Linked DNA regions of Homo sapiens: regions 1 and 2 are each linked to region 3. Evidence: chromatin loops called from intact Hi-C (ENCODE). Cell type or tissue: Calu3. All regions are shown on one strand. Region 1 overlaps PPP2R2B (protein phosphatase 2 regulatory subunit Bbeta). Region 2 overlaps STK32A (serine/threonine kinase 32A). Region 3 has its middle 47 kb from the start of PPP2R2B-IT1.

Region 1 (8,000 bases), 310 kb after region 3:
ACTTCAGAGAGCACACAAATGATAAGAATGCAAAATAACCTTCTTGCTGACATAGAGAAGGTTTGAGTGGTATGGATAGAAGATCAAACCAGCCACAACATTTCCTTAAGCCGAAGTCTAACCTAGAGCAAGGCTCTCTCTTTTGTTCTATGAAGGCTGACAGAGGGGAGGAAGCTGCAGAATAAAAAATTTGGAAGCTAGCAAAGGTTGGTTCATGAGGTGTAAGAAGCCATCTCCATAAAATAAAAGTACAACATGAAGCAGCAAGTGCTGATGTAGAAGCTGCAGAAAGCTATCCAGAAGATCTAGCTAAGATCATGGGTGGCGGTGGCTACACTAAACAACAGAGCTTCAGTGTAGACAAGAGAGCCTTATGTTGGAAGAAGATCCAATCTAGGACTTTCATAGCTGGAGAGAAGTCAATAGCTATCTTCAAAGCTTCAAAGGATAAGCTGACCCTTTCAGTAGGGGCTAATGCAGCTGGTGACTTTAAGTTGAAGCTAATGTTCACTTACCATTCTGAAAGTCCTGGGGCCCTTAAGAATTACACTAAATCTATTCTGCCTGTGCTCTAAATGGAACAGCAAAGCCTGAATAGAGCACATCTGTTTACAGCATGGTTTACTGTATATTTTAAACCCACTGTTGAGACCTACTGCCTAGAAAACTAGATTTATTTCAAAATATTACTGCTCATTGACAATGCACCTAGTCACCCAAGAGCTCTGATGGAGAAGTACAAGGAGATTAATGTTTTCCGGCCTGCTAACAACATCCATTCTGCAGCCCACAGATTAAGGAGTCATTTTTGAGAAATATTATTTGAGAAATACGTTTTGAAAGGCTATCGCTACCAAAAAATAGTTCCTCTGATGGATCTGAACAAAGTAAATTGAACATCTTCTGGGACGCACTCACCATTCATTCTAGGTGCCATTAAGAACATTCATGATTTAAGGAAGGAGGTCAAAATATCAACATTAATAGGAGTTTGGAAACACTTGATTCCAACTCTCGTAGATGACTTTGAGGGGCTCAAGACTTCAGTGGAGGAAGTCACTGCAGTTGTGGTGGAAATAGAAAAAAAAAAAAACTAGAACTAAAAATGGAGCCTGAAGATGGGTCTTAATTGCTGCAGCCTCATGGTAAAATTTTAACAGATGAGGAATTGCTTCTTATGGATAAGCAAAGAGTGGTTTATTGAGGTGGGATCTACTCTGATGAAGATGCTGTGAATCTTGTTGAAATGACAACAAAGGATTTAGAATATCACGTCAATATTAATAAAGCTGTGTTAATAAAGTTAATAAAGCAGCAACAGTGCTTGAGCGGATTGTCTCTAATTTTGAAAGAAGTTCTGTGGATAAAGTGCTGTCAAACACCATAATATGCTACAGAGAAATCTTTCATGAAAGGAAGAGTCGATCGATATGGCAAACTTCATTGTTGTCTTTTAAAAATTGCAACAGCCAGCCAGGCGCGGTGGCTCATGCCTGTAATCCCAGCACTTTGGGAGTCCAAGGTGGGTGGATCACAAGTTCAGGAGTTCAAGACCAGCCTGGCCAAGATGGTGAAACCCCATCTCTACTAAAAATACAAAAATTACCCAGGCGTGGTGGCACGTGCCTGTAATCCCAGCTGCTCGGGAGGCTGAGGCAGAAAATTGCTTAAACCCGGGAGGCAGAGGTTGCAGTGAGTCAAGATCATGCCACTATACTCCATCCTGGATGACAGAGCAAGATTCCATCTCAAAAAATAATAATAAATAAATAAATAATAAAATAAAATAAATTGCAACAGCCACCTCAACCTTCAGCAACTACCACCCTGATCAATCAGCATCCATCAACATTGAGTCAAGACCATCTACCCGCAAAAAGATTATGATTCACAGAAGGCTCAGATGATCATTAGTATTATTTAGCAAAAAGTATTTTTTACTTCAGGCATGTACCTTGTTGTTTTAAACATAATGCTATTGTACACTTAATAGACTACAGTATAGTATAAGCATAACTTTATATACACTGGGAAACCAAAAAAATTTGTCCAACTTTATTGCAATATTCACTTTATTGTGGTGTTCTGGAACTGAACTTGCAGTATCTCTGGGACATGCCTGTATATTGTTATTTACGGATGTTTTTATAGGATGGATTTCATTAAAGTAAGGTTTACTAAGTTAAAAGATGTATATGTTATTTTAACAGCTACTTCCAGATTACCTTCTGAAAATCTTGTTGTAGTTTATGCTTCCATGAGTAAATGCTTGTTGTTTATTCCATCTCCAGGATAGAATGTTATATTTTTCTTTTTATACTTCCAACTGAGAGGCAGCATAGTATAGTGGTTTAGAGTTAGGACTCCCTTGGCTAGAAATACTGAGTACCTGTCTCAGCTCCAGCAAGTACTAGTTGTGTACTTTTAGCTAGGACACATTACTGCTTTGTGTCTCAGATATGCTGATCTGTAAAAAGAGGATGATATGAATACCTACCTCATAAAATTGTTATGAGTGTAAATGAATTAATAGTTTTAAGACTTATAACAGTGACTGGCATAGAGTAAATTCTTTATGCATAAAGGTTAAAAATTAAAAGATTCATCAGATTAATCTTTTATAAGATTAAAGATTTTAAAAATCTTAATTTACATCTCTTTACTAATGAGTTGGGCATATTTCTATCTATGTCTTGGTCATTTTCTTTTCCCTTTTTCTGAATTTTTCATTCCTATTTTTGCCCATATTTTTACTGAGCTGTTTGTCTTTTTACTAATTTTCATGAACTCTTTGTATATCATAAATAGTAACCCTTTTCCTGTCATTTTTATCTTCCATAAGTGATTTTCTTTTTATGATTATAAAAATAATCAGAATTTTTAAAATTAACATAAACCTTCAATCAGTATAGAACTATAAAAATCATTTTAAACCCATAGTCTTAGTCTATTTTGTGTTTGTATAATAGAATACCACAGACTGGGTAATTTATAAAGAAAAGAAATTTATTTCTCACAGTATTAGAGGCTGGAAAGTTCAATATCAAGGTGCCAGCATCTTGTGAGAGTCTTCATGCAACATCACCCCATGGCAGAAGCAGAAGGGCAAAAGAGCACCCCGGGGAGGCAGGCATCAGTTTTTAACAAGAGGTCTTATTTGATTCTGATGTGCAGCCAAGGTTGGGAATCAGACAATGTAACCCTGAAATGTCAATCTTAAGTCAATTTGTTTCTAAATCAAAGTGTTGCTAGTAATTACTACTGCCATCTGTTGGTGGGAGGCAGAACTGACATTCTATGGATATCTATGAAAGGCCATGTTTTTTAAATTCTTAGAAATGCATCTTTGTGTTTATCCAGACCTTTTTAATGTAAATGACTTCTCAGGTAACTTCCAGCTGTAAGATTCTTGAAGTTAATATCAAATTTGTATTTATCTTCTTGGTTCTGTATATTCCACGGTAATAAATGACAGAATGCAGTGTGATACTTCGGAGGCTTGGTCAATCCTCGGTGATCAAAGATTCAGTGATATTTATCCTAATAGTAGGAAAAAGTAATACTTCATCAATAACAGTTAAAAAACAGCAAAAACAATTTTTGTGCTTAATCCTAACCAAACTAACCAAAAATTAAACCACCGCCTCTCCCAATCCCACTCTCCCCAGCTATAAATGTTAATTGAAATTTTCCTCTACTGGGGTATTTTAAGATGTCTCTTTTTTTCTTGTGGCATTACACAATGTAAAACATCAAAGGAAATAACAGGAAAGGCAGTGAACAGGGAAACACACTTTGAGAAATAGTGATATTGGCATAAAAAGTAAGTGTCTGGGGAAAAAATAAGATAAAACTGGCAGAATTACAGGTTTCTGCATGAGTTGGTAATTAGCGAGTTTATCTTCTGAGAAAAAGGTATCTTTCCTCTCCTTTTTATAGTCAGGCCAAAAGAAGTCAATGACACAAAGAGCATGAAATTTTTTGCCATGCAAACCATTTTTGATGCACTGAATTTAAAATATATACATTAATTCCCCAGGCAGCTTTTATGCATTTATTATTCTTACAGCTGGCCATAGGGGATAAGTCTTTCAAATATATATTTTATATGTCTTTGAAATATAGATATTAAACATAGATATTTTATATATTTATGTATATATGTATATATCTTTGTATATGAAGTACCTTTTAATCCAAAACGTCTTCATGAACTGAAACTTATTGCTGGTCTATTGTAGAAGTTAGTACTTGGTTTCTTCTATGCACCCTAGATTTGGACTGTGTTCCAGGAGAGTGTCCTTAAGACTTGGGTTTTTCAGCCTTGGAACTGTTGACATTTTAAGCTAGATAATTTTTTGTTTCAGGAGGAGCTACCTTGTTCATCAAAATGAGTTTAGCTACCTCCCTAGCTCCTGCACACGGATGCCAGTAACATCCCCTCTATTGTGGCAACCAAAAATACCTCCAGACACTGCCCAGTGGCAAAATCGCTCCTAATTGAGAAACACTGATTTAGAGGATTGAATGCTTATGGCCCTGCTTTCGTGGGATGAATTGTCATTTCTTTAAAAACAACTTATCTGATTCCTCAGTCTAAGTTAGAGCCCCTATTTCTTTCTCTCATGAAACAATATACATCTCTTTGTAGCATCAGTGACAGTTTATAACAATGTATTTACTTAGAGACATTAATGTCTTTCTTCCCTGTTAGACTTTAAATTCTACCCCTTAATCTCTTTTGTTCACTGTGTACACATACTACCTAATACAGTGATTGGCACTTAATAAATGTTTGTCAAATGAAAGAATATAATTCTAAGATATTTAATGACCTGAAACACAAAGCCTGACTTGGTTCAAAGAGGTTTTTCTTCTCAGGCTTATTTCAATCTGTATGACAAAGCCAGTAAAAGAAGAAATTAGGGACATATTGAGGCTGTTGAAGGGTGTGAGCAGGGAAATCTCAAAATTATATTATTTGGATAGGATTCCCAGGGGGTTTTGGCGGGGTGCTGGTGAGTGGCAGTTTCATTCTGGAAACAACAGCTCTGATATGTCGCTGTAAGCCAGAGCCAGCCTATCACTCCTGCTTTCTGAACACCATCCACCATTGATCCATGGAAGAAACAGGTTTTTTGACCAAAGTGAGGTTTAACGCTCCACTAATTCTTTGAGGGAAAATGCCCCAGGACCAGGAGAAATATATCTATAGAAAATAAACATCAGTATAGATAGCACAAGAGGCCTTTAAATGCTTCTTTTCACGTTTTTAAAAAATGGAATTAAGATGCATATTTTTTAAAATGAAAAATGACTGGCATTCTTCCTACTGAAAATGAAAAGTAATTTAATTTGTTAGTGGTTTATTTTATTTGACAGTCATTGTACATACTCTATTTGGTTTGTTACACTGAATTACCCTTCAATAATGGGTACACACAATGCCAGACTCTGCCCCCCAGGTTGCTTTGATAATTGGATGAGCGTCCATATTGTTCAAGATTTTCATGACAATGAGGACGGAGCTATTTGCAAAACTCCTAACCAGGAGAGCTTTCAGCTTTTTAAATTCTCAATAAAGTTAATCTCTATCCAATGACCAATCATTCCCCTGGCTACTTTTCCTAAGCAACCTTAACATTATATAATCATGACTGAATTCCCTTGGTGGATGGAAGAGATGCTAAAACCTCATAGTCAATATAGAAAAGTCAGAAAATCTTCCCCAAGCAATCTTTCAGAATGGACCATTTTTCTACAATTGGAAGTTAATGGTAAGAATGCTAATAATAGCTACCATAGGGGCTGGAGCCAGACAGCTGACATCCAGGGACAATTCTACCCCTTGGCAACAATATGACCTTGGGCAAACTTCATGACCTGTGTTGCTTCAGGAGTTACATCCATAAAATGACAATGATCTTAGTACCTACTTCATAAGGCCATTGTGAAGATTCAATAACATGATGTGCATAAATGATTAGCACAATCCTGGCACAAATCATGTCTCCATAAATGTTTCTTCGTTAGATGGTATGTGTCAATCGTCATGCTAAGTTCTCCTAACAGTGCTACTGAAAATGTTACATATCCCCAACGTTAAGGAGGGGAATACTGATATCAAGAAAGACTAAGCAGCAAACCCAAGGCCACATGGTTGGTAATTAGCACAGCCAGGATCCAAGCCCAAGTCCACATAACTCTAAAAACCCTCTTATACCATTCAAATTGTGTGCTTGTGTACCTCCAGAAGAATTTTGAATAGCTATGTACTTTCCTGAGCTTTTTAAAGTAGGTAACTAAGCATTTCCATTGTAATGTTAAATAATTGCAGAAAATGTGATTTCAAAGTATTTTAAACATTGGCAGTTTAAAATAAAGCTTTTATATCATCTTTTGGTTGCATCCAGTGGGATTTAAATACCTCATTACTGGATACTCACCAATACCCACTAAAAGAATATGTGAACAAATTTTTTTTAAGTCAAAAGCTTCATATTATTATTTTTTCTTCTTCAAACATCTATTTTTATTGCATTTCCCCTAAATCATGTTAAAAGGTTTTTGATCATTTCTATGACAAATATAGATGTAAATAGACTTTTTCTTTTATGAATATATGACTGTAAGACTTTAAAATTATCTTCTGGGTTTAGTTGTTGCTTTGACTATTAATAGAACACAATACATCAAAACAGCATAAACATATAATTCTGACAAATGATGAATAAATATAAAAAGTAACATTTTATTAGAAATGCATCTCATAATGATCTGGGGATGGGGGCGTCTATGCGGCCTTGATTAAAAGTATCATGCAAATGTCCCTCTCAGGAATGTTTATGAATTGCATAGTACACCTTGGTAAGATTCAGGATAAGTTAAAGTACATCTTCTATATCTTTCTTTTGAAAAAGGAAGAAGGAGAACCTAGGCTGTGGGTACTCCTGAGAAGATCTGATTTTAGGAAGGAGAACATGGAAGTTAGGAACGAAGAAATGAATTTCCTTAAAACTTTTTCACATAGTTCTTAGGAAGTCATCCACCACTGCTGTTCCTAGGGGAATGGTATTCTCATTGAAGACGGCTGCTCTGTACCACTGAGCTGTATTCTTTGGAATTAGGATATTTATAGGAGGACCCAATGCTCTCCCATTTTTATGACAACTTACTCCCTCTTCCTTGAAAATGAAGTCTGGGTCCCAGTTGTTACTAAAAAGTCATGAAGGCTGTTTCTTGAAGGAAGCCCAGTGAAAAGGCAAGGTGATAAATTTGAAGCGAGGCCGGAATCTGGAATTTCCAAGCCCCTCTGAGAGATTTACCGTCTAGTGCCTCAAGATGGGATAACATATTCACCCTCAGATTCTCCACTGGGCCTCAAACCTGTGGTCCCAGAGCACCAGGGTCAGGGTTTCCGTATACCTAGGATGAGGTGGACACCCAGGACTTCCGCTCTCATCTTTGTCTTTTCTAGGTCAAGCAGCCTTCCCAAAAGGGGTGGTTTGAGTAAGAAGAAGGAGGGGGTTACATATTGCCTACCTCCTCTAAGCTTCTCAAGGATACTCTGTGTGGCAACTTCTCAGCATGTAGTAGATGCTCAATAAATGTTTGTTGAAGGCCTTATCTGGGGCCAGTGTGTGGTTATAACCTTCCTATGTGCACTTCCTAATTGATGATACAGAACCCACCAAACCCCATGACCTTGATATATACTGTCAGTCTAAATGTAATCTCAATTATTTGGAGAGGGGAATGGGGAGCATCTGTTGAACACTAACAAGGAGATATGGAGCAAGTGTGGATTTAAATTGACAGCAATTTTTTCAAAAGACCCCATAATGTTGATTATGTTGTACGTATCATAATGAGCTGGGGATGGGGTCGTCTATGGGGCCTTGATTAAAAGTATCATGCAAATGTCCCTCTCAGAAGTGTTTATGAATTGCATAGTACACCTTAGTAAGATTCAGGATAAGTTAAGGTACATTTTCTATATC
Region 2 (8,000 bases), 400 kb before region 3:
TGGGGCTCTCTTAACAACACTGGTGTGATTATCTAATGAGACAATGTGTGAATCTGGCACACCGGGTAATGCGCACTGAATGGGAGTTATTTGGCTTTGTTAGGATTGACTCACATTAGGAATGAAACCTGGAATGAGCCTCTTCTGAAAAACTGCATCCCAGTTTATATCATTCATATACGGGAAGTTCTGGACATCAGATAACTGAGAAAATCGTTGGTCTGGATTAGGTTCGAGTAGCTGCCAATAAAATGCAAACATCAAGGCCATAAGAAAGGATAGAAGGACAAAAAAAAATCATACAAATTCCCTCTAAATGCTTTCAACTGTAGGACTGAAGGAAAATAGACAGTGTCCCCTATCCCTAATCCCATAAACAATGTAGATCATACATTATTAGAATGAACAGTATGTAGGATTCTGCAATGTGATGAGTAAAAATGGCTTGTCCTACTAAGTCAAATATATCTTTGATTCTTGACTCCTCTACTTACTAAGGGCAAATTTGTTCTCTAAATCTTAGTTTACCCATGTGTTTAAAAAAAGTGGTAATAATGTATTTCATACGATTGTAATCAGGATTAGTGGGAGGCTATTTATACAAAGTACCTAGTAGAAAACCTATGGTGACAAATGTTGATACATTTCACAAGTAGAACTCATTTCCTACTAAGAATTGTAGCTGTTTTTACAACTAATTAAAATACATTGGGGGCGGCATAGATAAGGTGTAACTAAAGTAACTGTTATAGTTCTAGATTTTACTAATTGAGATAAAAGATTTTTGCCCCCTTAACCATTCCTGAGCCAACATCACAGCAATTGTGTGGCTCAAATAGGCATTGTCAGTCCCACTTGAGAATGCTTCTGAAGATGACAACCATGCAACCTCAGGGTGTAATTTGTGGAGTGAAGCAGGGCTGTCTTGGAACTAAGCAGAATTTGCTTATGAAAAATGATCCCCCATTCTATGTCTTTGACATTACTGATGCAATGTCCCTATTCCAAAATAAGGAACTTGACTCCAAAAACAAGAGACACAAATGATGACTCCTTAGCCACTAAAGCTATTTTCCATTACCAGCCACAACTGGTGCAATTTTCTCCTCAAAAAAAAAAAAAAAAAAAAAAAAAAAAAAGGCCAAGCCCATTCCTCTTGGGCCCCTCATTCTTGTTTTGTATCATCACTCAATATACACTTTTGACCTCCCGCTATAACTGTTCTTCATCTGTTTGATGAAGATGGGTACCTTGAAAATCTGATGAAAGCTGTGGACCTCATTTATTTGAATACTTGTCAAATTTCACTTCTCAGGCTTTGTGTTAGATGCTGAGAATACAATGGTAACACATGTCAGACATGGTCCCTACCCTCATGAAGCTAAGAAGAAAATGGTACGTAACCAAGGATCACACAAATGCTGGGTATAATTTTAAACTGAAAAATGCTATGAAGGAAAGATAGTGTTATGTGAACTTACACCAAGAAGGTGATATTTGAGCTAAGAGCTAAAGTTGTGCTTCCCAAACTATGTAGAAGGGTCAGTTATTTTTGTTTGTTTTTGTCTGTTTCAATTTCCAATCCACTGAAATCAGTATGTGGTCTTATTATGCATTGCCAGTATGCAGCACCCCACATAGACACCTTGTGACTTGAGTTCAACAACCGTCAAACAAGCTTGGACCCTCTTCAATAAGATAAGTCCATTGATCATGTGTTTAGATGCTACAGCAGTGTCCAATTGCTATAAAAGTTTCTAAATGCTTCTCTCAAGTTCTTTACTTACAATAGACCTGCAGAAAAAATTCATGGACTAGAACCAGTGAACCACATTGAGTAGTACTGCTCTCAAGGAGGAACTGGAGGAACTAGGATTGGAGGCACTGTTCCAGGAATAGGTACTGGCATGTGCAAAGGTCCTGTGGTGAGAGGAAGACTGGTATGTAAAAGTGAAGAAGGAGAAAAGAAAGAAAAGAAGAAGAAAAAGGCCAAAGCAGTTTATGTGTAGTCAAAGGGGGGACAAAAGTCCAAAAGTCCAAAACAAGGCTTGAGAGGTATTTTGAACTTTTGTACCACAAAATTATTTTAATCTTTATTCTAAGAATAAGGAAAATATCCTGGACTGTCCTTTAACAGACCACTGTGGGGCTGCATGGGGAATAGAATGGAGTGGTAAAAGTGTATGTGGACAAACCCGTTATAAGGCTAGACTGATGGCAGTTGGATCAGGGAAATAGTAGTGAGGACAGAGAGAAGTGAAATATTTTAATACTTAAAATATAAAATTTCAGAACCTGGTGATGAATTGAATACGCAGATGACAAATGAGTCCTGGTTGCTGGCTGGCGTAAGTGGATTTGGATAGAGAAGCCAGTCACTGAGAGAATTTCCTGAGAAGATATTCAGGAAAGACAAAGATAAAGAAGTCCTTTGAGTTTAAGATGGCTTTGGGACATCCAAGGGGAATCTGAGTTGAGTTAATGAAGCCATGTATTTGAAAGCTAACAGCTAGAAAATACACTCTACAAATGTATACTATCATGACTGTCCCCAATATTGTATACTAACTTCTAAACTTAAGCCAGAGAGCCTGCTTCCTTTTGTTACTTCGTTTGGACATGCAGTCTTCCTTCTTACCTTTTTAAGAAGTGACACCATTTCCTGTGACCAGGCAGAAGGGTAAGTTACAACAGTCGTCTCAAACGTGTGTACAATTTCCTTGCTGGAAGTACTGGAGCGAATATGATACGGTCTCTTAAGGGAGAAAAGAAGTAAAAGTCTTCATTTGTATAGGACAAAAGAAAAAAAAAATTTCCAAATGTTTCCAAGCTAAACTTTCAACCGATAAAATATCTATATCAATTTCTAACCCTGTCCAGCTGACTCTTGCGTTGCCATATGTGTAGGTGGTCCTGTGTTGCCAGACCCCCTACTTTTTCTTAAAGAGACACTAGGAATTTATGGTCGCTTCTAAAATACCATAAATTTTAAAGTTGAACACTCCACTGAGCCAAACAAAACATTCAAGTGGACTGAATCAGCCTCTGAGATGCTGATTTGAAATTGTTTTATAAGGTATTATATAAGTATTAACACGAAATACTGGACAAGTCCTCAATAAATGGAAGTCTAAAAAATTATTATGTAAGGGTTGATTGCAAGTAAATCCAGAATTTTACCATACCATCCCTTTCACTGCAACATAATGAGGAAGCTCAGGACAGAAAACTGCTCAGAAAACATCAACTCCAGTCCCACAAATGCTATGAGTCCCTGGTTCCACAGAGTATGGCAGGGTGGAGAATTTTGTGATGAGGCAGAAGCTTTTAAAAAAAATTTTGGGGGAAGAACCAGGTTCTTCTACAGTTTTAATTTTGAAGAAAAGTAATTTAAAAAGAAAAGAAATTAAACAAAAGAAAACTGTGGATTAGCTGTAGTTTTCACAGCTTTACACTAGAGGACAGCCTTTATCTATATTATTTTGTAGGGGACTCACCAACACTGAAATTTCATGTCTCTTATGTGAACTGTAAGATACTCACAGCCAGAGATTATATCATTCTTGTTCATGAGACCAAGCATTCAGTAGGTGCACAATACATGTTTATTTAATGAACAAAATTTCCATATTCGATTAACTAGCCACAGCACAGTTAATATGGATATACACATTGATCACATGCCTGGCCCTTTTAAGATATTTAATAAATGACTGTTGATGGATGACCTAAATTGGGGGAAATGAAAGGGTTTAAGTTTTTCCCTGTAGTAAATCAGTGTTAAGAGGTAATATAAAATAATCATGTGTTTGAGGTTAAAAGGATTTGGTGCTAAACTTCTCCACTCAATTTCTGAGCTTGTTACTTCATCTGTAAAATGAGCTACCTCATGAGATTGCTGGAAAAATTAAAGGAGATAATATGTGTAAATTTCTCAACAGAGTGAGTGGCTAATAGTATTAGACACAATATAAGAGAGAGATTTTTATCATTATTGACACAAAGGTAAAAATGGGCATATGTAAATGTGAATGAATAGTGAACAGCAAAATGAGTCCTCAAGAAAAGTGATGGGAAGAAAAGCTTAATTTTACACATGGCAAGTCAATGTCAGCTATTCATGGAACCATGAAGTGCCAGGAGGTGGCCCTTGAAAGGGAGATTAATTCAAACATTTTTGCTTTTTAAGTAAGATCTAAAAACAACTGCCATATTTACCCCCTCAACACTAAATAAAGGACCATAGCTATATCATATGTCTTGGTAATTATATAGTAGAAATAACTCATTAACTCAATATCAGTAAAGGAGTGCTAGATGCTTTATCACCATTATCAATGTTTATTGGTAATTTAGTAGCCAAAGGGTTAGGTTACTCCATATGATTCAGACCATGTTTATCATTAAGAATCAGATTAGGCTTAGTATACTCAAGCTTCTAGGCTTATATGTGTATGCACATGTGTTTTTACTTTTTTCTGTGTTTCTTCTTGATTTTAATTCATTGCTGCTTCTCAACCTACTGTTTCTGGGCCACCTAGAAAATAAAATGATTTTATAAACAAATGAATTAACTGATGAATGCCACAAGCAGCTGGTTTAAGTGTGTACATTTTTCTCTAGTTACTTTACAAGGCCATATGACTGAATTTAATTTTTAAAATCTCCATGACCTGTTGGTTTATTAAAAAATAATCACATTGTCTTTATCTTATTTTTTAATTTACTTTTACAGTTCTAAATTTTAAAATTAATTTGAATTAATCAACTACCAGAATTGTATATTTATTTATTTACCAATTATTTATTGAATGCCTACCATGTTCCAGCACCTTTCTTAGGCATTGAGGGTACAATGAAGAACAAGACACATATGGTTTCTATGTTGGTGGGGCCTACAGTCTACTTAAGGAAGCATGTAAATTTATTATATAGACTGTATACACACACACACACACACTTAAATAAATGGGATACATGCTATAGAGAAAAATTACAGTATGCAGTCACAGTATATATCATAAAAGCCTAAGGCAGCATCTAAACTAACAGTGAGCATATAGAGAATAAACAAAGTGGAAAAGGTGAAATGTTATAAGGGAACAAATGATGTGTTGTGAATATGGTTGTATTTCAGAAGTGCAAAGGCAAAAGAATTGCAGCTAAGCATGTACAATGAGTACAAAACTATGTACACATCTATCCTAAGTTAACACTTTTGGATAATATGAAACTATAAAAGATGTGGACCTTTGCCTTTGCAATGGCAATGAGATAGTAGGGAGTTAGAGAGATGACAAAGCAGATTAATAGTTAAGGGACACATTCATTAAGACTGAAACCAAACTCAGAAATGATGAGAATGTTTTCGAGCACATTTTCTCATTAAGACATATACTTTTCTGTAAATAAAAATTTGTACGTATGGAGGAAATTGTTTAGCACACTTCCTCTGTGCTTGAGTTGTATTGATGCTTGTAATTAAATGTTACTTCCTTTTCTTCAGATAAGCTACATTTTGAAACGTAATTGCAGGTAGCATAGTTGGTCATTTTTTCCTAGAAGGTGTCTAAGTGATTTGTTTCTCCATTCATTCAATAACTGTCAGGCCTCTGAGCCCAAGCTAAGCCATCATATCCCCTGTGACCTGCACATACACATCCAGATGGCTGGTTCCTGCCTTAACTGATGATATTCCACCACAAAAGAAGTGAAAATGGCCGGTTCCTGCCTTAACTGATGACACTACCTTGTGAAATTCCTTCTCCTGGCTCATCCTGGCTCAAAACGTCCCCCGCTGAGCACCTTGTGATCCTCACCCCTGCCCACCAGAGAACAACCCCCCTTTTTCCTTTACCTACCCAAATCTTATAAAACGGCCCCACTCCTATCTCCCTTCGCTGATTCTCTTTTCGGACTCAGCCCACCTGAAACCCAGGTGAAATAGCCTTGTTGCTCACACAAAGCCTGTTTGGTGGTCTCTTCACATGGATGTGAGTGAAAATAACCATGTATTATATACCTATTTAAAGTTAAATATTGTGACCAGGTGCGGCGGCTCACACCTGTAATCCCACCACTTTGCAGGGCCAAGGCAGGTGGATTGCTTGAGCCCAGGAGTTCAAGACTAGCCTGGGCAACATGGTAAGACCCCAACTCTACAAAAAATACAAAAAATTTCCAGGCATGGTGGCATATGCCTGTAGTCCCAGCTACTTGGGAGGCTCAGGCGGGAGGGTTGATTGGACAGAGGAGGGGGTGGTTGCAGTGAGCCGAGATTGGGCCATTGCACTCCAGCCTGGGGGACAGAGCAAGACTCTCCTGAGGAAAAAAAAAACAGTTAAATACTGTGAATAATACTAACCTATATAAGATACATACTTTACCTTTAATGAATTAACAACCTAATAATATACAAGAGATAAAAAATAAAAATTGATATGCCTATAGATTTAATCCTTAAAAAGAAAATAGATTTAGGTGTTCTGATCTAGAAAGCTGTACATTTTATCTTATGAAATGAAAAAAAAAAAGGCTCAACAAGGTAAAACATACTTCTATTTTTGCTAAAACAACACATCTATCTATATCTATCTATCTGAAGATAGAGTATCCTTATGAGAACAGAAACAAGTTGGAAGTGAATGCAACAAACTGCTAAGATGGGGTTTAAAAGTCAAAGGGAGTTTAATTTCTTAATTGGAAATGTTCTTTGCCTTAGAGACTACAGCTGATTTTTGCTTTCATTTTCGTGGTTTTCTATATTTTCTAATAAGCTTAGATTCCAAAGATTCACAGGATACATAAAGTAAATAAATGTTTGGAAGAGATTCGGATCACTTTAGATAGGGAGGTCAGAGAATGTTTCTTTAGAGAAAGTGCTATTTTGTCATAGGTGATAAAGTATGAATAGAATTTGAATATAAAGAGATCTAGAAAAACCTCCCCAACACGAACTGGAATAGTTTAATAGTGTGTCCTTTCTTAGAAATGACCAAAATACTTGGCTATAAAGATTTTGAAAAGCCCTGCAATGAAGATATATCCTTTATTAAAACTTCATTTAGTGATTTCAAATCTTACGCAGAGTGATTTTTAAAGAAGACCAAGGTTTGCCTTGGAAACTCTCTTTATAGGCGAAGGAACAAGAGGTTAAAAAACCCAAGAGATGCTTTGAGAAGAGGAAGAAGTTCTAAGAGGCCAAAATGAGTTCATGAAGGGTCAGAAATACACAAATGGAAGCAAAATCTGAAACGTTGACCTAATTCCGAAGAATGCCAAGCTAAGACATCTGAAGTTTGTTGTGGGGAGTGGGCGGGGGTGCAGATAAGGCTTGTGAAGGGTGTGTATGTGTATGTGTGTGTGTGTGTGTGTGTAGCACTGGGGAGCAACAGTAGTTTCTTTTTCTTAACAAAAAAGGTCATATCTGTGCTTTAGAAAAATGAATTTGTCAAAGTTGACATATCAAATCACAGGGAACTAGCATAGAGGTAAAATAATATGGGAAGAAGAGAAACAATTTTCTTAGCAAAATTCTTTCCAGGCAGGCGAGAATACCTCTTTTAGATAGGTGATAGTTAAATACAATCCTAGGCATGTTTGAAGAATAACAGATAGTCGTTTGTCTGTTTCAACTCGCTCCTCTGCTTCTGTTTTGCTAGGTGTGTCATAAAAGATGAGGGCAGAGCACAATTGCTCTGAACCCCAGAAGCAGCTAGCAAGGGTCTAACACAGAAGCACAGCCACAGAAGGTGAGTAAATTGGCTGGGGAGAAAAAAATTAAGGGTGAAGTGGGAAAGAGCAGATATGTTTCTACTTTTAAGTAAGTGTATGTTTCTCTTCTCTGTTTTCCTATATAATCATGAGTAGCGTATCTACTTGTTCACTGGATTTATTTAGAAACTTGAAAAAAAAAAGCCCATCAGGAGATAAAAACAGGTAATATCCCTATGTAGGACTTACACATTTGGCTTACAAGGGTGGTCCTTTCACATCAATTT
Region 3 (8,000 bases):
TTACGGGGCAACTCCTCAATTACCTAATTTGTGGTGAGGGAGTTTTTAAGAAGGTGACCTTCTTATGAGCCGCAAGTTCCTCACCACCACACCTCCCTTTACCATCTCCTTTGTAAATTCCTCTTCCTGTGACTTAAATATTCATTTCTGAGGGGTCTAACCTTCTGGTCTTCCCTTCTTCTTCTTCTTTTTTTTGTTTTTTGAGACTGAGTCTCCTCTGTCCCCTAGACTGGAGTGCAGTGACATGATCTTGGCTAACTGTTAACCTCCAGCCTCCCAGGTTTAAGCAATTCCCATGCCTCAGTCTCCCAAGTAGCTGGGATTACAGAAGCCCGCCACCACGCATGGCTAATTTTTTTTAGTAGAGATGGGGTTTTGCCATGGTGACCTGGCTATTCTCGAACTCTTGACCTCAAATGATCCGCCCGCCTCGGCCTCCCAAAATGCTGGGATTACAGGCATGAACCACCGCACCCGGCTGGTCTTCCCTTCTTAGTCTGTATTTTGACACAGAAGCAGACCAACATTATAGTTCAGGGTGTAGGTTCTGGTGCCAGACTCACTGGTTTCAAATCTGGGCACTGCCACTTACTGTGCAGCCTTGAGGAAATAGTTGTTCTCTCTATGCCTCAGTTTCCTCATCTGCAAAATGGGAATAATAAGTATACCTACATTATAGGGTGTCAGTAATGAGTAAAACAGTGGGAGGATGTAAAGAGGGTGGATGGTGCTGGTGGAGTAAATGGCCCAGAAACTTTAGTGATTCTGATGCATCCTGGATGATTACATCCATACACGTGGCTTTGGTTAGCATCTATGTATTCAAAACTCCGAAATTCATTTTCCAGCCCAGATATGTGCCCTGAGCTTCAGACATAAATTCAACTGCTTCGTGGATATCTCCACTTGGACATTCACTGCGATAAATGTAATCCATCTAAAAGAGAACTCATCATCCTTCAGGTTAATTACCTGTTCCCCTACCACCATCTCCACTTCCATTCATTTACTTGGTTGCTTTTGTCAGAAATCTGAGTATCATTCTTGACTTTGTTTCCCTCAGCACTCCTTCCACCCCAAAAAACACACAAATAATCAATCACTTTGTCCAGCAGGCACAACCTCCTAAATGACTCTTGATTCTTCTGTTCTTTGCCATCCCTGTGGCCACTGCCACCAGGCAGGCAACCTGCATCTCGCTCCTGGATGGCTGTGGCATCCTGGGTATAGCCTTGTCTAGCCTCTCTCTTTCCTATACCACAGGCGGAATGATCTGATAAGAAATCCAATCAGGGTGCCCTCACTTATATAAACTGTCAGTAAGTACTCACCATCTTTAAGACAAACTATTTTTGATATGGTTTATATGTCCTGGCTTTGTACTCTCCTCCCCCCAATTTTATCTGATGTGACCACCTTACCTTCAGCACTTTATTCCAGCCATAATGAAATACTGTGTATTTCCAAAAGTTTCTGTGATCTGGTTTCACTCCAGTCCTTTGCACAGGGCCTTCCTCCATCTGGAACCCACTTTCCACCCTTCATATAGTTAATATCTATTTTCCTTCAGGTCTCAGATTAGATATTTTTGTCTCAGAAAGCTTTCCCCAAGCCCAACTCTTGACTGGATCTGCCTTCCAAATGCTCCGATGGCATCTTGATCTTACTTCTTACAAAGCAGTTCATACTATGAGAGCTTTTCCCCAACTCAACTGTGAACTTCTTCAAGTAGGAGCCTATGTCTAACCAGTGGTAGGCTGGAGTTGACAAATACCCGCTGGCTGGCGCCACTTGTTAAACGTCCTGAATTGTTTTGAACTGGTTGTTAAGCATAGCCATTATAAAATATCAAATTATATAAGTAAATATTGTATATTCAAAATGAAAATAATAAAAGCTTAAGACTCATTTCTTCCTAATTACTAGATTGTACTATAATCTATACTTTTGAGATGATATACATTCATGTTGTACGTCTCTCCTCAACTCCATGCTTAGTGGCAAAATATTGGTAGCTTGAAATTGGCCACGATGGTCTTATTTGCACATGAAGATTGGCAAATGCTATAAACCAAGGCTTGATTTATTGTTAGTTAATTGTCTAGACTCAAGAAACTGATGGAGAAATGTCAATAATGCAGATTAAACTTTAAAGCGTGTCATAGTATCTGTGAACAACACAAAAAATTAAAGAACTCTTCTATTATTGACACTTCAATTCAGCAAAGAAGTAGCTCAGGTCATTAACAGACGACACTGACATAGATCTTCGTAGTTTCAATCTTGTCTTATTCATTAATGTAAAGGAAAATGCAACCAGCATTCATGTTAGCCCGACACATAGCAAGCCAGTTGGCCATCACTTACCAGCACCCCACTGTATCTAACCCACTTTGATGTTCCCAGCACCTGGCATTAACCTGAAACAGAGGTGATACTTAGCAAATGTATATTCAAGACAAGATTTGTCAATTTACAAGTACATAAATATATGAAAACATGAACTAATGAATACAAGGAAGCCCAGAATGTCCCTAAACACCATCACTGCCTATTTATTTGGAGGAAAGGTTCAAAAAAGGGTGGAAACTCTGAACTGATACCCATGGAATGTGGAATGACTTTGCCACTGTCCTTTGAGTGTTGCCTGAGCCCCTTTGCCCAGGTCAGTGATCCAGAACAGACAATTCAATAAGTACAGTGTCAAGTTTCCCCAAGGGCATGTGGATGGCCTCTACATAACTTTCAATTAACACGTAATTGGCAAGATTGTTCTAGATTCATGGGGCCTTGGTTGTGTTCCTTTAGTGGTGCATGCGGCTTATATAAGCTGAGTGGGCTGTCTTTGAGAAATGTCCAGACCTTGAAGGGAAAATTTTCCTCTTTTCCATCACTAGCTTGTTTGCTGCAGTGAGGATATTTCTGGTTCTTGGCTGAGTCGGTCTCTCTTTTTGGCCCATGTACCCCTAGGGAATTGCTGCTGCCACAGATGGAAACTAATTGAAGAGTAACCGTAGGCTGGGACTGCAAACCGGGAGGGAGGAGGGCTAGCTGCAGGATGCCTGGCATCTCTATGTATTCTGACTTCAGCACAGTTTCTGAGCTTAAACATTCTGGGAAGTGCTTTACTGAGTGGGGCTGCCCCTGAGGTTTTCTGAGGGCCTTCCCTTACCTGATGTCAGCAAAGGAAATGTCCTGGATATAGTCCCCTAGGATGGCCACTGGTGCTTAGGAGTGTATCCTGGAAGGAAACTGCCTGCCTAGGTTCAAACCAGCGCTCTGGTTTAGAATCCAGGTAACCATGGGGAAATTACTTAACTTCTCTGTCCCTCAGTGTCCTCATTTATAAAATAGGAATAATATCAATGGAACCTATTTTACAGGGCTGTTATAAGGATTAAATGAGATCATTTGAACCCTGCCTGGCACATAATAAAATCTTCAATAAATTGTAGCTAATTTTTGTCTTTGAAGTGAACGTGGAGGAGACATCTAGAAACCAATAAAGACCTGGCTACAAGAAAAACCAATATGAGATTTAGCTTGGGAGAAAGGCTTCTTACAAAGGCTTAACCAAAACTCAGGCCTGGGTTTCCAGGACCGAATTAAGAAAGCCCTTTTTTATCCATGTATCTAATAGAGGGCAGTATGTTGCAGTGAAAACAGCAGGGCCTTTGGAATTAGACAAGACCTGGGTTTTAAACCTGAACTGAGTGACTTTCAGCAAATTGCTTCACTTCTATGAGACTCAGCTTTCAAATCTGTAAAATAGGTGAAACTATAAGAAGGATTTCAAAAGAGAGGATTAAATAAGGTATGGCATTATAATACTGAGCAAAGGGGAACCATGCTTGTTGAAATTGAAAGATCAATTCTAAGCCCTAGAAATTACTGATCCTATGTGGGTGGTGACATTACCCCCACTAAGCAGGCTGATTATAGAGATTAAATGAGGTGATCTATGTACAGACCTTAGCTCTGTGCCCGGCAAAAAGTAGGAACCATAAACAATAACAGCAGTGATTATTGGCATTGTCATTGATTTTTTATGCTATAGGCTACACATATTTTTGTGCTCCTACGCTGTGCCAGGCCCAGTGTTAGGTACGAGGGATACGTAAAGGAATAAGGCTCACATGGCCCCACACTTGGCTGCCTTCCGTTCTAGTTAGGGGCAAGAGAAGGGGATGGGAAACAGAAAGAAAGTAATGTTTTCAGACAACGATATGCTTTTGCATAAAATAAAATGGTATGATGGATTAGAGTGTTGAGGGAGGGGCCTTAGGTCATGTCAGAGGAGGCCGATCTTTGGCTCTGCTCACATAGCCGCAGTGTAAGAATACAGTTCTCAGGTCTTTGTGTCAGTTTGACAACTGCGCGAAGATAGAGGGGAGTCTACATAAGCAGGAACACCCCAGTATCTCCCTGGGCATGGCTGCAAGTCAACAAGCTGAAATCAGTGTGGACAAGATGGACACAACAGCCTCTTCCATGTGTGACCAGGTGACCTGACATAACCTCCGTGATTTCCTTACCTGCATGTGACCAATTCATCCACTAGGTGGCAGTGTTCAATAATAAACAATGACAACATTAACGAGCCTCTGGCCAACACTAATATCGCAGGCAGCCAAAGGACCATTAGCTAAGAACACCAACTACGGTTTTCCTTTCTAATGGGTGTACAGGATTCCAATTCCTGGCTTTGGTATGGTGACAATTTTCTTCTCAATCTCCTTGCATTTTATGTCTGAAATAGATAATGTTTTTAATTGCCATAACCGACCACATATTGTATGCCTGGGGAATGTACAAAGAGCTTTACAAACATTATTGCATTGCATTGCTGTACCAGCTTTGCAGTGAGTCGTACGATTCCCACTTTATAGATGAAGGATCTGAGGATCAGCGAGTAACACTTTGCCTGGATGCACAGCTGGTAAGTAACAGTGCTGGGTTCAAACCTGGTATCGGATGTCAGAGCCTAGCTATTAACCATCATGCTTTCCTGCTATGGATTTTAAGAAGAATTATTATCAAGATAAGTGCATTAGTGCAAAGTAAATTATCTCTGATATTAGGGCATTATATTTGTACTTATAATACTAGCATTCATACTACCAAATGGAGGATTTATGCAGCACTCACCTGGAAGCTGACGCAAAGCAAGCGGGGCCAGCGACACTTCTGCTGATACCTCAGGACAGGGCAGGCATATAGCAGCAGAGTTTTCTGACTATGACTGACAGTTCTGACAAGGTATCTTAGAGGAATGGAGGGCACACTGTCATTATTTTCTTTTTCACGGATTAAAAAAACAAGTCACAGAGAGGGAAAGTTGCTTGCCTGAGGTCCCACTGCAGTTCACCTGAACCACTCTCTGCACTTTCCCATTATCCTGAAAACTGGCTAATCAGAGAAAACCTCAACGTTCTGAACAAGTAAATGATAGTGTGATTCTGGGGAATACCTTCTATGATGTACTGGCAGATAGGGACAAATTATGTGTATGTATAAGAATTCTATAGCTTGAAAAATATTATTATTTTATTTCTGGAGGAAACAAACATATGGCTTAAATTTTCATCTTATATATTTTGAAGGGAGTTGGTGGATGATTTTCTTTTGGGAATCTAAGCCTGATTCTGCCATCAAACTAACTGAGTGACTGTGAGTAAGTTATTCCTCTCTGGGCCTCAATTAAGAGGATGAGATTAAGAAAATATAAACACACAGTTTGTCATGATGTTCTGGTGTGTAGCCCCATCAATTCCATATGTTTAGGTGATGGTATGCTAGAATTGGAAGGAAAGTTAGAGACAAATGGTATATTATCTTCATTTTACAGATGGGAAAACTGAGCCCCAGAGAGGAGTGACTTGTTCACAGTCACCCAAATAATAGATGGCAGGACCAGGCCCAGATTCCCAAAAGAGGACCCTTTGTCAACTCCCTTAAAAATATAGGAGATGCCGGTCAGGTGCGGTGGCTCACACCTGTAATCCCAGCACTTTGGGAGGCGGAGGCAGGTGGATCACGAGGTCAGGAAATCGAGACCATCCTGGCTAACACGGTGAAACCCTGTCTCTACTAAAAATACAAAAACTTAGCCTGGCGTGGTGGCGGGAGCCTGTAGTCCCAGCTACTCGGGAAGCTGAGGCAGGAAAATGGCATGAACCTGGGAGGCAAAGCTTGCAGTGAGCCAAGATCATGCCACTGCACTCCAGTCTGGGTGACAGAGCAAGACTCCGTATAAAAATAAAAATAAAAATAAAAATAAATACAGGAGCTGAGAACTTAAACCAGAAGCTTTTCTAGAGTGGGCTGTTGCGGGCTGGTCCTGCAAGATAAAAAAAATATCCTAAGGTTAAAAAATCTGCGAAGCACCAAGTCAAACTATTTAGCAGGACATGCCAGAAGCGTTAATATGCTAATGTTTATCATAAATCTCCCAAAAGGGAATTAGAGTATTTATATTTTGCCAAAATTGTTTAACCTCAAACTGTTTTTTCATTTTTTTCTTTGACTGTCAGATCTATGAACAGCTCACACAACAGTGTTTAATGGAATGCAACTGGGAAACACCAACTTAATTTTTGTTTTCTCAGTTTTCTGACGTATTTAGCCGTGGAATCTCATGTTTAAGAGGATAATAGGATAAATGTTTTGGGGAGCATACTTAGGAATGGCTTCACTGAGCAATGGACAAGGCAAAACTATCTTTGAACCCCAGTGTCCAGCTGACTTAAGGGCTACATTTGGATGGCCTACATGCCTGGAGAAGGTCAAGTATCATCAGAGGAAATTCAGCCTTGAGAAGGGTAAATTATTCATAATAGAGAGCTGTCTTTGTAAGAACCTTCTGAATGAGACCTGAAAGGTCAAGCTGTTACAATTGTTCTTTTTAGAGGACAACTCCTTTTATACAATATTTGAGAAATTAGCACAGATAGTAAGAGTTTAATACAATGAGTTAGGGAGTTAATGTCATTAAACAAAGCCAGAATTTTAGAAGTCAGACCAATATGGATTTGAATTTAGGCTGTGCAAGGTGTTAGCAGTGTGACTTTTGGCAAGTTACTCTAATTGACCTTCAGACTTCTTAAAATGGGGATAATAACATTAGTAAAAATTGGGATAATAACATTATCTATGGGAAAAAAAATGAAGACAGGAAATTGAAGGTGCCGTATATGTTCAGAATAATTGCTGATAAACCCCTTGGGGAAAAACTTGGGACCCCAAAGAAATGCTCAACTAACACAATATGTTCAATTAAGTGTTCTGCAGGGCAAAAGGATAAGAAATTCCAAGTGTGAGTGGAGGACTAACCTGGAAGTTCAGGTAGGAGCCAGTGAGTGGTGAGGCAGAGAGCAAGACAGGAGAAGGGGAAAGAGAGAAAAAACCTCACTTCACCCTCCAGATCCCTACTCCGTGGTGGTGCTAAGAAGAGGAACTCTGAGAATAAAAATGTTTGGGAGGAATTTTCACATGAAATTCCCTAGGCGATGTCAGCCCAATGTTTCACTACACAAAACCTCCATGAAGACAGCAAATCTCATGCAATGATTGTCTGCACTGATTCTGATTTTGATTTGATTTGATACCAGGTTATAACCACCACAGAGAGTTGTATAAGGACTCATAGGAAATGCCCCTAAATGGGAAGCAAAGCAAAGAGCTTGAGGTGTAGCTCACTTTATACAATTTGTTCTTGAATAATTGCCCCAATCCAATTTGTACACATTGAATCTTTTCTTGTTGAATTGCATCATCATCTCAAAGATGAGTCAGCACAGTAAAGGGGCCTGTGTTCTCTATTCAGCTCCACTAAGAAAGTCTGAGTGCCTTAGCCAGTTGCTCAGTCCACTGGGCCTTTGTTCATTCACCTGTAAAACAAGAGGTAGCAGGCATGGTGACTTATGAGACACATAATCTCATAAAAATGAGTTTGAAGTCATTGAGACCTGAGTTAGAGTCCCAGCTCTGCCACTATCTAG

The links. Peaks named below come from ENCODE experiments on the same cell type or tissue, not always from the same donor. Only the 100,000 strongest peaks of a DNase experiment are listed, where the experiment ranks them.
Region 1: it touches region 3 in a loop (11-fold over the local background); 54 of 110 quality-filtered maps call a loop at or near these places.
Region 2: a loop joins it to region 3, with 2.5 times the contacts of the local background. A loop is called at or near these places in 8 of 110 quality-filtered maps.

Annotation. Positions count from the first base shown.
Region 1 is chr5:146,657,611-146,665,610 of GRCh38, reverse strand. The region is part of intron 5 of PPP2R2B (protein phosphatase 2 regulatory subunit Bbeta); the gene reads left to right. Among named protein-coding and RNA genes, the nearest start is that of PPP2R2B-AS2, 98 kb to the right of the region's middle. In Calu3, a CTCF peak has its summit at 3,156; a DNase peak (open chromatin) is centred at 3,270.
Region 2 is chr5:147,365,409-147,373,408 of GRCh38, reverse strand. STK32A (serine/threonine kinase 32A) reads right to left here. Exons shown (of 13, transcript NM_001112724.2): 9 at 2,639-2,755; 10 at 115-240. Among named protein-coding and RNA genes, the nearest start is that of STK32A, 130 kb to the right of the region's middle. In Calu3, a CTCF peak has its summit at 3,460; no DNase peak of the experiment used is centred here.
Region 3 is chr5:146,962,799-146,970,798 of GRCh38, reverse strand. It overlaps a transcript of PPP2R2B not described here. Among named protein-coding and RNA genes, the nearest start is that of PPP2R2B-IT1, 47 kb to the right of the region's middle. In Calu3, a CTCF peak has its summit at 4,550 (motif pointing right); a DNase peak (open chromatin) is centred at 4,558.